Regions from separate parts of the Homo sapiens genome. Here region 1 is linked to region 2. A link is a loop called in an ENCODE intact Hi-C map of the cell type or tissue named here. Cell type or tissue: heart left ventricle. All regions are shown on one strand.

Evidence for each region. Hi-C counts contacts between places; a loop is a spot of excess contacts. Peaks named below come from ENCODE experiments on the same cell type or tissue, not always from the same donor. Only the 100,000 strongest peaks of a DNase experiment are listed, where the experiment ranks them.
Region 1: a loop joins it to region 2, with 2.9 times the contacts of the local background. A loop is called at or near these places in 28 of 110 quality-filtered maps.

What each region holds. Positions count from the first base shown.
Region 1 is chr6:87,468,116-87,476,115 of GRCh38, forward strand. It overlaps SLC35A1 (solute carrier family 35 member A1), which reads left to right and starts at 4,859. Exons shown (of 8, transcript NM_006416.5): 1 at 4,859-4,904. The coding sequence starts at 4,889. It overlaps LOC124901357 (a long non-coding RNA gene), which reads right to left and starts at 4,830. Exons shown (of 2, transcript XR_007059668.1): 1 at 4,658-4,830; 2 at 3,335-4,383. RefSeq lists enhancers at 4,506-5,412, 5,408-5,577, 5,628-5,727 and a silencer at 4,818-4,957. In heart left ventricle, CTCF peaks have their summits at 4,811 and 5,016; DNase peaks (open chromatin) are centred at 4,836 and 5,236; H3K4me3 peaks cover 1,967 bases; H3K27ac peaks cover 1,329 bases.
Region 2 is chr6:87,150,954-87,158,953 of GRCh38, forward strand. It overlaps ZNF292 (zinc finger protein 292), which reads left to right and starts at 4,612. Exons shown (of 8, transcript NM_015021.3): 1 at 4,612-4,806. The coding sequence starts at 4,639. LOC124901355 (translation initiation factor IF-2-like) reads right to left here and starts at 4,294. Exons shown (of 2, transcript XM_047419630.1): 1 at 4,023-4,294; 2 at 203-2,349. The coding sequence starts at 1,435. The coding sequence ends at 755. RefSeq lists enhancers at 835-904, 1,136-1,636, 4,150-4,309, 4,580-4,919, 5,431-6,038 and a silencer at 1,105-1,224. In heart left ventricle, a CTCF peak has its summit at 4,380; DNase peaks (open chromatin) are centred at 1,228, 1,338, 4,488 and 5,198; H3K4me3 peaks cover 5,348 bases; H3K27ac peaks cover 4,318 bases.

The sequences.
Region 1 (8,000 bases), 320 kb after region 2:
GGAAGAGAAGACAAAATAAGACAGAGTAGCAGTCAGAAGAATAGAAAAAAGATGTAAAGTAAGCTCTGTGATCATGGAAGAAAAGTCTAGCTCTTCTACTTACCAGCTGTACCACTTAACACCTCTCTGCTGCAGTTTCTGTATCATAAAAATGAGATAATAATAGTTCCAAATTCATTGATTGGGTTGTCATAAGGATTAAATAAGTTAACACATAAAAAGCACTTACCTGGTAAGTGCCATGTCAATCTTAGCTAAGAGAATAGAGATTCTCCAATGTTTCAGGTCTATTGTACCCCCTTGCCCATTTTTCTGCACTTTTTGTTTTCTAGCCCTCAGTTAATGCCTAGAATAATGCTTGGCACATTATGACTTTCAAAAAATGGTGAATAACAAAAGAGGATGATGGATTAGAGTTATCAGTGGAGTAGGCAATTGTCAAACTCTCTTTTCCTAGAGTTGGCTTGAGTGGAAATACCATTGATGCAAAGCAAGCATAAAATGGTAGAAATAGGTACAAACCATCAGTGACTGGCAGGAAAAGGAAAGAGGGATTACGGTAATGAAAAAAGAAAAGAGAGGCAAGGGATAGTTAAGCTCAAATATGAAATGTCTGGATACACATGATTATTACTCATGTTTAATTCCTAATCCAGACATTGAATTTTACATTATCTCCCTGTATCCTTTTATCAATTATAAAATGTGACAATTATTGGCTTTTTAGTCATATTATACTGTAGGAAATAATTGCTTTAAAATAACAATAACTTGGGAGGCTGAGGCAGCAGATCAGGAAGTCAGGAGTTTGAGACCAGTTTGGCCAATATAGTGAAACCCCGTCCCTACTAAAAATACAAAAAATTAGCTGGGTGTGGTGGTGTGTGCCTGTAATCCCAGCTACTCAGGAAGCTGAGGCAGGAGAATTGCATGAACCCTGGAGGCGGAGGTTGCAGTGAGCCAAGATTGTGCCATTAGACTCCAGCCCAGGCAACAATGCAAGACTCTGTCTCAAAAAATAAAAATAAATAAAATAAAAACAATAACTTAGCAAATAGGTTTTGGATGCTTAATAGCACAATGAAAGAAATATGCTTAAACTGTCAGGGAAATAATTTTCTTTTGGTATCTATATCTATATATGTTCTTTATGGTTAACTGCTTACTATTCTTTAAACATTACCACATTTAATAATCTATTATATAGCTACCATATTTGAATTCAATTATAACCTCCTTAAGCCTTTTGGTATTTGCTTCCTCACAGCCTTTTTATTTAATTAAGTTCATACTTTTACTTTATTACCAATGGATACAGTACTGGGCTTCTTTTTATATACATCATTGAGACTAGGGTAGCTCTGATACATGAGCAGGAAATGGAAGAGAGCAGGGGATTGAGGCAAATACTGTAGTTTTCTAGTGACAATCAGAAATCATTAGGGACTCAAGTGGCATTAGCAATGGCTGCTTGAAGCACTGTAAGGTTATCTTATCAGGCACAGGGGCTTGTATCTCATATGTTAAGGATTGCTGCTGCTTTCTCTAACCAGAGTTGTAAGGAAAACTAGGCACACATGAAAGAAAGACATTAAATCAATATTTTTTTCCTCCAAGACTGAGGATAATTCAGAGTGAGAAAGTAAAAATTAGTTCAGAGTAAGACTGTAAATAGCTGCTTGGTCATTAATTGAGCTGGGATAACAAACCCAGGTAAACCCTGCTGCAAAGTTAATGGGAAATAACTAAGTATATGCTGACACTATAAAGTATAATAGCAAGGCCCTTCTTTGAGTGTTTGCTTTCTAATTCACTGAAAAACTTTGTTCTCTAAAATCATATACTCTAGGAAAACTTGCTGCTTGAAATTACATCAGTAAGAATGAAACACCCTACTTTTGCTTGGGGGGATCTACATCATTTTCATACAAAGAAGCAGCCTCAATTAAGGGGCTCCTGAATACAACATTCCACATCTATGGTAACTTTGTAGTTTTCAAGAAACAGGATCCTGAGACTGTTCTACAGTCCCTATTGGATACATATAGTCCTGCTTTGAGTTTATCAAACACTGCTTCCTTTAAATTTCACCTAATCCCATCCTTCCCTAAAATTCTATAAATTTATCTTTTTTGTTTCCTGAGATACCTCTGGTGTTCAGTTTCCCTCATTGGAATGTGTTTTAGGTGGTTCTTGCAGTGCTATAAAGAAATACCTGAGCCTGAGTAATGCATAAGAAAATAGGTTTAATTGGCTCATGATTCTGCAGCCTGTACAGGAAACACAGTGCTGGCATATGCTTCTGGGTAGGCCTCAGGTAGCTTTTACTCATGGTGGAAGGCGAAGTGGGAGCAGGCACATCACATGGCCAGAGCAGGAGAGAGAGAGAAAGAGAGAGAGAGACTTTTAAAACACCAGATCACCTGTGAACTCAGAGCAAGAGCTCACTTATCACCAAGGCGATGGCCCAAGCCATTCTTGAGGGTTCTGTCCTCATGATCCAGAGCTCCCACCAGGCCCCACCTCCAACATTGAGGATTACAATTCAACATCACATCTGGGCAGGGACAAATACCCACTTTATATCAGAAGGCATCAGTAAGCTCAACTTTGTCAGACTATAGTTTGGCAGATTTGTCCTGTTGGTATTGGGCTAACTGGGTTAGGACAAAGAGGCATGAAAATCTAGTTAAGTTTGATGCCAGTGAAGTATAATAGTCTTTTGAGGCAATGAAAATGTATAAGAAAAGTAGGATTCAACAGCATGATGTTATGTGAACCAGAAATGCCACAAAAATGGCTCAGCAACATTTGACCCACCACTTTAATTGGGATCTCTGTGTGTGTGTGTGTGTGCGTGTGCGTGTGTGTGCATGTGTGTGTGTGTAAAATGCGCTTCCTCACCAGAAGGAATGATAGTTCCTAGTTGATTCTACCACCTAGGACAGGAAAAAACAAAACCTCTTGTTGCCAGAAATTAAAACATGCTTCAAAAAGCTAGTGCAGGCCAGGTGTGGTGGTTCACACCTGTAATCCCAGAACTTTGGGGGGCTGAGGTGGGAGGATTGTTTTAGGTGGGGAGTTCGAGAACTAGCCTGGGCAACAAAGTGAGACGCCCCCACCCACAATCTCTACAAGAAGAAAAAAAGACAAAAAAAAAAAAAAAGTAAAAACAGCTGGTGCAGACTTGAAAACAGAGGCAGGCTTACAAGTGCCTTTTGGAACAAATTGAGCATTTAGAAATTATACTTAATTGATGTAAGCTGACACTATAATGATAGTCCAAAATGGGACAAGATAAACCATACAAAGCAGTAGCTGTAAAACGAAGGACTATATGATATAATATTTTTAATTTTTAAAATTAATTTCACGTACATATATGAATATTGTTTAAATGTATGCATAAGTACATACACAGTAGAGAACTGAATAATTCTACTAGTGGAAACTGTATCAATTACAATAAGGGAAGATTAGCACCAGTGAGCACACTTACTACCAGGTAGAGGAAAAGTCCAACACTATTGCAAAATGAGATTAATCAAATGTCTGCCTCTACAAAGTCAACTCTGGTCTCCTGGGAGCCCCTCCCAATATTAATATGATGCTAATAAGGCATGCAAAATGTTCCAACAATGTTAACAGACCAGATATATCTATATGTATATTTAACAAGACAATGGTATACAACCAACCCTCTAAAAGGACAATTTTGGGGAAAGAACATGCTGCAGAAGGTGTGGGCTGCTGGGCAGCTCAGAATCTTGCATCCCTATTCCTGTAAGTGCTGAGGTATTTTCATATTATTTTAAACCAATCCACATATCTTGAACATCATTTATTTCACCAATGAATTATTTCTAATATCAATTATGATAGCTAATTAACATCCCCTAGTGAAAGTGGAGATTATAGTGGTTAAAATGCCTGTTGATATATCTAATTTTTTTTGTTTTTTGAGACGAAGTCTCGCTGTGTCGCCCAGGCTGGAGTGCAGGGGCGCAATCTCGGCTCACTGCAATCTCCCGGGTTCAAGTGATTCTCCCGCTTCGGCCTCCTGAGTAGCTGGGATTACCGGTGCGCGCCACCACGCCCGGCTAATTTTTTGTATTTTTAGTAAAGACGGGGTTTCGCCATATTGGCCAGGCTGGTCTCGAACTCCTGACCTTAGGTGATCCATCTGCCTCGACTTCCCAAAGTGCTGGGATTACAGGCGTGAGCCACCACGCCCGGCCGATACATCTGATTTTTTAAAGGCCGTTTTGTTGTGCGAAGATCATTAGTTAGAATGCCTGGCTGGGTAAATACAACCGATGACTGCTGACGATATGGAACAGGCACAAGACTTCTGAACGATATGTAGAATAAATTATAACTTATCTAGAACACAAGGTAACAGTGGAAGATAATGAGCCAGGTGGAAGTTACAAATGTTGCCGCAAGTAGTTTCTGTTACTTTACGAGTTCTGGGAGCTTCTCTAACAGCTTTGACAGGAGTGAATCCCCAAGGCTAAACCCAAATCCTTATTTGCCGCCTACTCACGCCTTTGTGAGGACTACGATTCCCAGACGGCAACGCTCCCTTCACTCAACTTCCTTAGCTGGCGGGGAGACGCAGTTTACAGAACTACCTCCCCAACCGAATTTCACACACCTGTCACCTAGGACGCGGCCGGGAAGGCCTCCCTTCGATCCGCGTTCTCCCCATTTTGGGGTGTAGCTTGGATTCCTGAGCCCAGTTTTAGTGCGTGGCCGACCGGGAGGCCGGCGAGGCGCTCTAGGCCGAGCGGCTTCGTCTCTATGACCACAAGGGGCGGTCCCCGGTGTCCTGCGCGGGGGCGCGGAGGGGGCGGGCGTCAGTTCCGCGGGGGGCTGTCGGGGAACCATGGCTGCCCCGAGAGGTGAGAACTGGGTCTGCTGGGAGTGGGGAGTCCGCGGGGGGCGGCGGCGGGCGAGCATCTGCGCTGGTCAGCCCCTGTCGGGCAGCGGAGCACCCTGGTTGCCCAGTGCCTCTGGGGCCTGGCTGAGGCGTCAGGAGTTTGCGTGGAGCCGCTCCCGGCAGTCAGGGCAGCCTGCCTTCCGCTGCGGCTGCAGTCTCCGCGGCTGACTCCGCGCTGGGCAGGTCGGAGTCAGAGACCGCACTGACCTCCACTAGCTGGGAGTGGGTGGGAACCGAATTCTGACAGGCCGGGGCTGCGGCGGACCCGGAGAGAGGCCAGGGCGTGGGTCCGGGGCTGGACCGCATTACCCAGCGAGGCAGGACAGTTCTTCACCCTGGCCCCGCGGCTCCGGTCTCCTCTGCGCCTCCTACCCTGTGGATGCTCAGAGGCTTAAAGGCAGGCTCCGGGCGCAGATCCCATGCGGCGGCTGGGCCATGCAACAACCACTAAAGACATCACTGGGGCGTCAAAACAGCACTGAAATCGTAACGAAAGGAAGATAACAGTCGTTAACAGTTCCCACCTGTATGCTGTGTGTAATTATAGAGAATGCTGTATGCTGCTATTTGGGGTGGAAGCTGAGATCCACCTCCCTCCTCCTGAGGGATGGCACATTCGGGTGAAGGCGTATTTGTTGACTAATTGACATTTAAGGAGGGCGAGTCTAATTGACTCCGCACCACTTTTTGCTGAGCAGTGTGTGTAAGTTGGGACCAGAGGTGGATTCTTTGACTGTGGTGCATTAACCAGGAGAAGTTGGGCAACACCCGGATTCTTGCTCCACCCTTCCTCCATAGAGCACTTGGCTTCACCCTTGAATAAATATTGAACGAATACATAAGGAATATCTTCTTGCGTGGGTTTCAAGTTATTTTCCCTGTTGCGGGGTCCATGTTTCTCATCAGGCCCTGCCCAGGGGCATTGTCTTTAGTTGCATATGCTTCTCTTATGTCTTCTTTCTGTTTCATTTCAAATAAGTCCAATCTTAAAAGCCTTTTTTTGTAGCAACACAGGAAATAAAAGAAAAAGAAATAGAATTGTTTTGATAACTAAAATGGAATGGGGATAGCAAAATTGATCCGAACGAAAACTTATAAATTACAGAAGTCAAATCATTACTTGAAATAGCTGCAACAATGTAAAGGTTTAGGCTTATTGCCAATACATATTTGTTGAGCCTTGATTGTAATCCTAACAAAACTACAGTTTCCATAGTTTCCGAATATCCACAAAGGATTTATCTGGGACTTACAGAATTTCTAAGTTCTTAAGTATTACAAATAATGTCCCCATAAACTATAGTAAAACATAACCGAAAAAAAACATTTTAAACTGTAAGTTTCTTTTGGGGGACATTTCCACACAAACACTATATGGGAGCTAATAGAATTTCGTGAGAAGCAGGGAACAATGCAGGGTTAAGATGTGGCTGCCAGTTGAGTTGTGGGCTAGCTTTATAGTTACTGGCATTGGGTGTGATTTGAATTATTTGCCCAATTTGAAGTGATTACATATGGACTTTTGCTGTTACCCTGAAATAATTGAAATTGCTAATAACTGAAGTTTTATACTGGAGAATTTGTGAATGGAGTGAACAAGAAATAGTTTGGTCTGATGTTAAACTGCCAGAGAAAATCGTACTTAAAAACATTTAGTATTTAAAAGTTGAAATACGTTTAAAAACTGGTATTCCATGTCAAAGCCCAATCTGTTTTGCACATACCTAAACTTATTTGATTACCCTTCCACTTAGATCAGTAGTTATTTTCAAGAATATAATATATATTCCCATATACTCACTATGCAAAAAGGTATTTTTTCAAGTTAATGACAATATTATAAGTCAGAATATGTTTGTAGGCTATCAATATTTGGTTTAGTGTTTAAATATTCACTTTGTTGTTTTTGGAATCAGGAACCTGTACAGTAGCTAAAATAAAGTACTTTTTAGTTTATCAGCCCTAACTTCTCTTATTTATGAAAGTGTTGATAATCTAGGACATGAGATGGCAAACTTTTCCTGTGAAGGGCTGGATAGTCTCTTGTCATAACTACTCAGATCTGCTGTTGTAGGGAAAAAAAAGTAGCCTGGATAATTTAGAAACAAATGAGCATGGCTATGTTCTAATAAAACTATTCATGGACACTAGAATTTGAATTTCCTGCAATTTTCACATATCACAAGATGTTATTACATTTTTTATCAACCATTTAAAAATGTAAAACAATCGTGAGTTCACAGGCCTCATGTAAACTGGCGACATATATAGTTTGTTCACCCTTTATCTAGAAGATGGGAAGTGCCTTCTCTTCTACTGATTAAAGGTTATTGCTGTATATTTTTGAAGTCATATTTCTTCCCTTGTGTAGGAAAGTTTTAGAACAAAGGAAGTATTATAGTGATCTCCTTCACTTCCTTTTATATAAACACTGATTTTTTGGCTCCTCAGATCTTTTGGAAAGAAAGTTTAAGCAGTTAAAAACTATTTCTTCTGTTTTACTTTTTATTTAAAACCTGATATGGTTTTTAAAAATTGCCTACAATTCAGAAAATATTCTTTAATGCACTCGGGAAAATATTTATATTGAAGAACCTGTTTCCTTGTAAGATCCAACCATACTGTATCTAAAGATAATCTGTTTGAAACTCCTGTTTTATTTCCCTATGAAAACTATCTTTGAATTGTGATTAGGCTCCCAAAGCAGTGAACAAAATCTTACTTAGCATATAATGTAGTTAAAGTAGCAGGCTGGAGTCACCTGGTGTCCTTCTGGTTCTTAACCTGGAGTTGTCAAAGTATGGCTCTGGAAAGCCTAAAATATTTGTTTCTGGCCCTTTGCAGAAAAATTTGCTGATCCCTGTTTAACCTTGAGCCTAAAGATTTGAATGGAGGTGAAGGGGAACTGGGGGACAATAGGTGGGAGGTGGGTGAGGAAAGTAGAAATAGTTTGATCCTTGGGTGATGGCAGTACCCGAGCAGGTCTGGGAATAAGGAAGTATGAGGGAGACTTGGTACCCACTGCTTATGGTTTTACCAAAGGTCTTGGACAGGCTCT
Region 2 (8,000 bases):
TCTACTAAAAATACAAAAATTTGCCTGGTGTGTTGGTGGGTGCCTGTAATCCCAGCTACTTGGGAGGCTGAGGCAGGGGAATCGCTTGAGCCCGGGAGACAGAAGTTGCAGTGAGCAGAGATCGCGCCACTGCACTCCAGCCTAGGGAGACAGAGTGAGACTCCGTCTCAAACAAACAAACAAAAGAACAATGTATAACACATTTATGCTTCCAAGATTTTATTTTGCTTTATTTCACAATTATTTTCATCTTGGTTAAATTAGAAGGATAATTGAGGCTCTATTAAAAGCATGTTCTTTAAATATTATTCTCCTTATTTGCATTTGGCTTTTCCTCAAATGGAAAGGAAAACGATATCCAAATAGACAATTTTTTAAAATCCCTCCTTATTTAATTACCTGTTCATATAAATATATGAAAATATATATGCTAGCCTTTTTTTTTTTTCTGGGAAAAACTCAAAGGCTACAATTAATCCTCTTAAATGTGAGTCCCATGTTTTCTCTGCTTTTGGAATCACTTCAACATGTGGCACAGCACCTGCCTTAATATTTTTAACATTATATTGACTCCTTTTGCTGTTCCTCTCGAAGAAAATGTCTTCCTTGGAAAAGTGTGGTGTCTAACCGATCCCAATAGCGCTTTAACCCATGCTCTTTCTCTTTGCATCTGTGGGCACAGCACTGGTTCCCAGACTCTGGGGGTGGGGGTGGGGGGTTTCTACTGGACCAAACCCAGGATAGACTCCGTCCCTCACTTCTGAGATCCAGAGGCTGCCTGTCTGTGGCTGGGCTGCCCAGCCCTTTGGAAGAGAGTAGGTTGATGGAGCCTCTTCGAAATCAGGCAGCAGTGCCCGCGCCACGGCCTCTGCAGGACAGACTCCAGCATCCCCGGGGTGGGTTTCCGGAGGCCCCGCTCCCCGCCGCGCCCTGGAAAGGCTCCAGAATCTCTCGGCCTGGAGGCCCCTGGCGGCCTCTGCTCCCAAGCGGGGAGTCGCAGCCAGGCTACAGCGGGCTTGATCCTCAGTGCTGGGTGGAAAAACCGCGGCGGCAAACGCCGGGCCTGCAACTGCTGGGTGTCGGCGTTGCTGGTTCGCGGGCGGCGGCGGCGGCGGCTCCGCGACAACAGAGGACGCGAGCAACCGGCGCAGCGCCCAGCAGGGCCTTGGCGGGGTGGAGGGGCGCAGGCTGGGTTAGCGGAGCAGAGCGGACCGATCTGGTGCCCTCCGTGGCCCGAGGCCTGCGGACCTTCTCCGTTCTCCGGCCCAGGGCGAGAGCGGGGCAAGAGACAGCGCCCCGATAGTGGCGCACGCTCTCCGCCATCCCCGGGCCTCGCGCTTTCACCTCGCGTGCTGGGGCGAGGGCGGGGCTGCGGGGTGTACTGGGTCGGGGGTAGGAAGGACCTGCCAGGCCTTAGCCCTGAGCTATCCGTCATCCGCTAACGCCGCGCTCCCTGCATCCCTGGCTTGGCCCCCAGGCTCTGCGCCGCTTGTCTGTAGCAGACACAACTCAGCTCCCTTACTGTCCTCAGGCCCGGCTATTTCAAGAATTCCAGAAAAAGAGTGCACCGGCGTGTGCGGGCCGGTGCTGCCCGGAAAACCCGTGAAGCAGGCACGCACGGCCCGGATGCAAGCACATCTGTCCCCTCCCCCAAAGGTCTCCCCAGCTTTATTGATCGCGTGGGTGCGGGTAGGGATCTAAATTTGTCTCCCAGATTTTCTCTGAAATCGAGTCTCTTGGGAGTGAAGGTCCATATGATTACACCACGTCCTTAGCAGTCGCGTTGTGTTCAAAATGGGCATGGGTGCTCGCGGCGCGGATACTGAGTTCCCCAGAGACGCGGAGTCTTTTGCCCCAGGGGCTTATTCTTGTTTTCTCAATGGAACAGGTCTTCGAATCTCCCCAGGAACATCTCAGTAAGTAGGGGTGTGCGTGTTTGTGTGTGTGTCAGTGTGTGTGTGTAAATGGTTCCTATGAGCTGACAGTTTGGTATTTAAAGAACAAATGGACATAAGCACAGAAGTCATGACTTTTCTATGGATAAGATTGAGATTTCTGAGATTTCCAAGACAAGGTTGACCTGTCACGGGATAGTATTTTCAATCCTTCTCATTAAAAAAAAAAAAAAAAAAAAAAGCCTGCACTTATGTAGAGATTCGTTGGACATTCTTGTTAGTATCTGAGATTACTTTGATGTTCTAAGTTGAATACAGGCATGCATTTTCATAATAGAACATTTGTCATATCGTATGTATTCCCATTGCAGATCATTTTCCCACAAAACTGTAAGCTTCTTCAAGGCAGGAAGAGCTTTTATTCGCCTCTGACTTGTCCCAAACCAAGTAGTGCCTGCAAATATCAAGTACACAATAAATGAGTGTTAATTACACCACTCACCCCCAATCCTTACATTTCCTGTAGGCTCTAAATATTTCTATGTGTGTGCAAAGGAGAAGAAATGGAGGAATGTGGACATAGGGTTCACAGATACTAAATAAACATAAAGACATGGCCATCCATGCTGATGGACATTTACCAGATAGTAATGGTGCTCAGAATCAATTTGCTAATCAAGTCTCCATAGTTTTAGGGTTGTTATGTGCAAGAGGTAGGAATGACCTACATTATCAGGCAATTCTCTTAAAAATCAATATCTGGATATATATGTCTCCCACCCCTCAACCCCCATTTTTTCTTTCTTTCTATAGATTAGGTGTGGTGTAAACCATTATACTTGAAGTGGAAATGAGCTTGCTAACCTGTGATACCTTACCTTGGATTTACGGGTACATTTGGCTAACCTCATATTTCCCTTTTTGCATTTTTTCACTGGAATCCTAAGATAACATAAACTGGTGAAACCTGGTTTGGGTATCTAAAATACTTAACTTGGGAAAGTGAACTGAAAATATTAAAAATCATTAGCTGCCTTAATTGTTCCTTTTTCAACTCAGTGATACTATTATATCCTCTCTTCTCAGCCTTTGAATGTACTTCCCAGTCTCTTCCATGAGTAAACATTTGAAGATTAAACATTTGAAGATTCTACCTTGTTAATATGTAATATTAACTGATACTGTTTTTCATAAGGGGTTTAACTGTGCCTGGTCACCTTATATAATGCCGCTTTAAAAACATCACCATCACTGATGCGTTATAAAACATTTATTCTGGACAACATAGTATGTAGAACACTTTCCATTAATTACTAGAAATCTTTTGAAGAGGACGCTGCCCACAATGGGAAGTATTTTTATTTTAGATCCTTGTACTAAAAAAATATACTTCACTCAGAGTAAATGAAAAGACTGGGTGCCTCATCAATATCATTGTTTCTAAATTTCTGTAGACTATTCAGTTGCAAGAGAGATAGGTCTTTTGTCTAATGCTCTAACGGTAAAAAAAATATTAGTTTTATTAAGAACTTTAGGGTTAAGCTCTTGGATTTTTGTAGCACCTCTTCTACTCTTTTGTTCAAGTGCCAAGTATTAATTCTTTTCAGCTTGTAAGTAAAATGTGGTTCAGAATGCTACCTCTATTTGTAGCATTAGGAAAAAAAAATGCTGTAGATATTTATAATAATTCTCGACAATATTGTTTTATTTTAGCATCAATTTCCTCTCCTCCGTTATGATTTTTAATGGAGTCCTTATTGGTGTTTTTTTTTTCCTTGACCTACTTTCTTTTCAATAGCTTTCATATATAGCCTGTTGTCATTGTTGGTGATTTCTGTAGAGTGTAGTAGAGTCTAAATCACGGTGAAACAGAGTAGTTAGTTATCACTTATTCTAGAAATGTTTTCGTGGTTTAAAAGTCATCTGGTCTGTTCATATTCTGACTTCTTTTAAACTATGCTTTTCATGAATTTGCTCCGTTCTCCAGACTGAGGATTGAACCTCATTCTGCTCTGACCCAATTGTTCTTTTCCTTTGTTGCCTCCACCCCCTAGAGAATGTGTTTCCAGGGGACAGGCGTTCTTGGTGCTGAAGAGGAGGAGAGTCAAGTGAGACGAGATCTGGTACCTCACGCACTAGATCCCTCCTCTCCGGCCTGGTGAGAAGTCAGAGACAATTTTGACAGTTCATAGTCCTGCCTTGGCTCTCACGCTTGCGGTCCATGGGCGGGTTTTACCTTCTCTCTCTTCCTCTGCTTCTGGCCTGCTTACAGGCCAACAGCAAATGCAGCCATTGCCCGAGACCACTCAGAACTCTCCCTGTGCCATCCTCTTGGGGAACAGGAGGATATGTCCGTAGAAGACTTCGTGGACTGGGGAAAGCCACGCCGGGATCGGGACGCCGGAGAGGGTCGCCCCTCCCTAGGCTTTTTCCCGTCGCGGCGCCCACGTGACCGAGAGCAGGCCTTCACCAGCCCGCCCCTTTCGGCCGCTGCTGCCCACTTCCCGCTCGGGGTAAGTAAACCGCCGTTTTCCGCACCGCCCCAACCCCGCCCTTCTCCTTTCCCCTTGCCTTCACCTCCCTCGGGCTCTCTCGCGCCACTCTCCCCACCCCCATATCTTCCCCATCGGGCCCTTTGTACGTGCTCGGCGCCGTGCAAGCGCGCCCGGCACGTGACCCCGCCGAACGTGGCATTGTGTTATCACGTGACCCAGGTGCGTACGCGACGGAGCGGGGTGTGAAGATGGCGGACGAAGAGGCCGAGCAGGAGAGGTTGAGTTGCGGCGAAGGCGGCTGCGTCGCGGAGCTGCAGCGCCTGGGCGAGCGGCTCCAGGAGCTGGAGCTACAGCTGCGGGAGAGCCGGGTACCGGCCGTGGAAGCGGCCACCGACTACTGTCAGCAGCTGTGCCAGGTGAGGGCGCCCGGTGGTCCCCTCCCCCTTTCCCCAGCTAGAGGGGGAAGAGGGCGAGCGAGCGCTAGGCGGCCGAGAGGTGGTCGCCGCTTCCTTGGCATCATCGGCGCCTCCGCCTGGGTGGGAGCGGGAGTAGAAGGAAGGCGCCTTTGTGTGGCTGCAGTTGTGGCGGTTGTTGTCGTCTGCAGCTCCTGGCTGGGGGAAGGGAGTTGCGGTCAAGGCGGAAAATCCCCCCTCCCCTTTCCTTCCCTGAACTCGGGACTGCGCGGTCCCCGCGGCTGAGGAAATGTACACGGTGCGGATTGGAGAGAGTAGGAGAATGGAGGCCAGGTTCTCTTCCTCCTCCTCCTTTTATTGTGCACTGGGGATTACCGCGCCTCCCGCCTCTGCGCCTCTGCTTCCCACTCCGACGGGCCTCCGCCCCCACTGGTTTGATTCCTTTGCCTTCCCCTGCTTTCATCCGTCCCGCCCCCCAGCCCCGGCCCTGTCCTGGCTGTCTCCGGGCCTTTGTTGTTCGAGTTTCGCCTTAGGACTGAAGGGGCCTTTGTTGATGTTCGGAGGAGCAGTCCCCGCCGACCCCTTCTAGTTGAGCTAGACGTTCGGGAGGGGGTGCTTGGCGGAGGTTGTCCCCTCCTGCCCATACTTGCTTGCTTGGTGCATCACTTCTGTGGTAAAGCTTTATCTCCTTAGTGTAGAGGAGCTGTGCCTGTACATCTGTCTCAGGTTGAGTGTCCTTTTGGGGCGGTTTTTCCAGAGTCCGTTTCTCATTTGCTTTCGCCCTTCGAGGAGTATGATTTCCACTATCCTTTCTGTCCCGATCACCCCCTCACCCCTGTTTCTTGGAGTCCTTCCTATTTGGCTTCCTGATGAAGTGGGAGAAGACTGAGGTTCATGTGGATCTGTGCTTTGGGTAGTTTCAAATCTTTTCTTTGCTTGCCCAAGGGCACTGCTCACCAGTGACTGCATTCTAACCAGAATTTGGAATGTTAATAACACTGTTTGCTAGTGATGAAAATCATTTCATCCATGGTGAAAATCGGAGAGTTTGGGACTACATTTGCACTTCATTACGAGCCTTACACTTAGGTTTAAAATTTCAAGGTAGTGTTGCTGGCTCTGGTGAAGACTTTGATTTGATTGTCTTGAGGAGGAAAAAGAAGACACAATTTACACAGGTCATATTTAGAGTTAACTTGTGAGTGTATCATTACAGAGAATTCGTTTTGGAAAAATACTGATCTTAACGTAGAACAATGGTTGACCATTTTAGCTGAGTAGATTACATTTTCACTTATTTTTTAGCTTCCAAATATTGAAATATTTTCTTTATTATGTCGGGGATACGTGATCACATACAAAAGAATCTCCGTTGCTGTATGCACTTTATTGTCACAAATTATTTGATGGCTGTTCATAATCTTAAAAACAAAAACTGTGAGATCAAGTGGTGACGTCTAGGAGGATGTGCAATGTGAAAGCTCCCTACTTAGGTAAATAGGTCTGGTGAGTACCTGTGGCAAAATTAAAGTCTCATTCCTTTGAATTTTAATATTTAAAAATTGTTGAAATTTCTCAGTTTCTCTACTTTGCAGTACCCACTCATTCTTAATTGGTCTTTAAAGATTTATTTTAGAGATAAAAAAATTTCTCTAAGATACCCATAATAGGAAGTATTTCATTTGTAAGTCGAATCAGTTTTTATATAATAATCAGTGAAAACTATTAAAGTCTAGCTTTGCTGAAAGACATTTTCCCCTAATAGTGTCCACTGATAGTTTTAAGGCTAATTACTGTAAATTCTTTTTTTGTCAGCAGTATTTGTAAGCAGGATTAATAATTCTGGGAAAATAGAATCTCATGCAAGCTGGACTCCCCCCCGCTTTTTTGTGAGTGTGTGACGTTGTAAAGTTATCACTTAAAGATTTTTATTTATTTATTTATTTTTGAGATATGGAGTCTTGCTCTGTCACCCGGGCTGGAGTGCAGTGGTGCGATCTCAGCTCACTGCAGCCTCCATCTCCTGGGTTCAAGCGATTTTCCTGCCTCAGCTTCCCAAGTAACTGGGACTACAGGCGTGCGCCACCAAGCCCAGCTAATTTTTGTGTTTTTAGTAGAGATGAGGTTTGGGGTTTCACTGTATGTCGGCCAGGCTGGTCTCGAACTGCTGGTCTCGAACTGCTGACCTCAAGTGATCCACCCACCTCTGTTTCCCAAAGTGCTGGGATTACAGGTGTGAGCACCGCGTCCCGCCAGACTTGAGTTTTTTAATGAGTGAAACAGCATTTTAAAAATCAGAATGAAAGTAATTTCCTATATCAGTTTCATTAAGTGATTAGTCTTGCCACATAAATTGTTATTGATGCTACTGACAAAAAAACATCAAACACTAATGAAACAAATGCTGGATTTGTGGATTTCAAAAATTATAAAATATTTCATACACTGTAAGCTCAGAATAATTTAAATACACTTAAAAGTAATCTCCATTTGAAACGATACAGAGTGTGTCTGATTTCCTCTGGAACATTTTCTGGGGTGGGGTTTTTTGTTTTGTTTCTCAGGTAACCTATTTATGTTAGTGATCTTGTCAAGTGGAGGTAACTTGAAACAATTGTTTATTTATGTTTATTTACAGGGGTGGAGGTGGCTCACACCTGTAATCCCAGCAGTTTGGGAGGCCGAGTTGGGCGGATCGCTTGAGCCTGAGCAGCATGGCGTGGCCCCTTCTCTACAAAAAATACAAAAAACAAAACAAATCAAAAAAATTAGCCAGGCGCTGTGGCGAGTGCCTGTAGTCCCAGCTACTTACGAGGCTGAGGTGGGAGGATCATTTGAACCCGGGAGGCAGAGGTTGCAGTGAGCAGAGATGGTGCACTGTGCACACTCCAGCCCGGGTGACAGAGAAAGATCCTGTCTCAAAAAAATAAAAAATAAAAATAAAATTGTATCTTAGCAATTATCACCTAGCATTTTGATACGAAGTTGAGTGAAGCAATGGTTAACAATTAAAGAATTTATTGGCGCAATCTAAATATAGTACCAGGGATACTAGGAGCTAGAAATTATGTCTTAGTTTCTAACCTTGAGATTATTATTTAACTTTTTCTGTTTAAGCTTTTCCTGTAAAACTGGGATAGTCACACGCTTCAAGAAGGCAAAGATGAATAAACGTTTGTCAAAGTTAATGGGCTTCA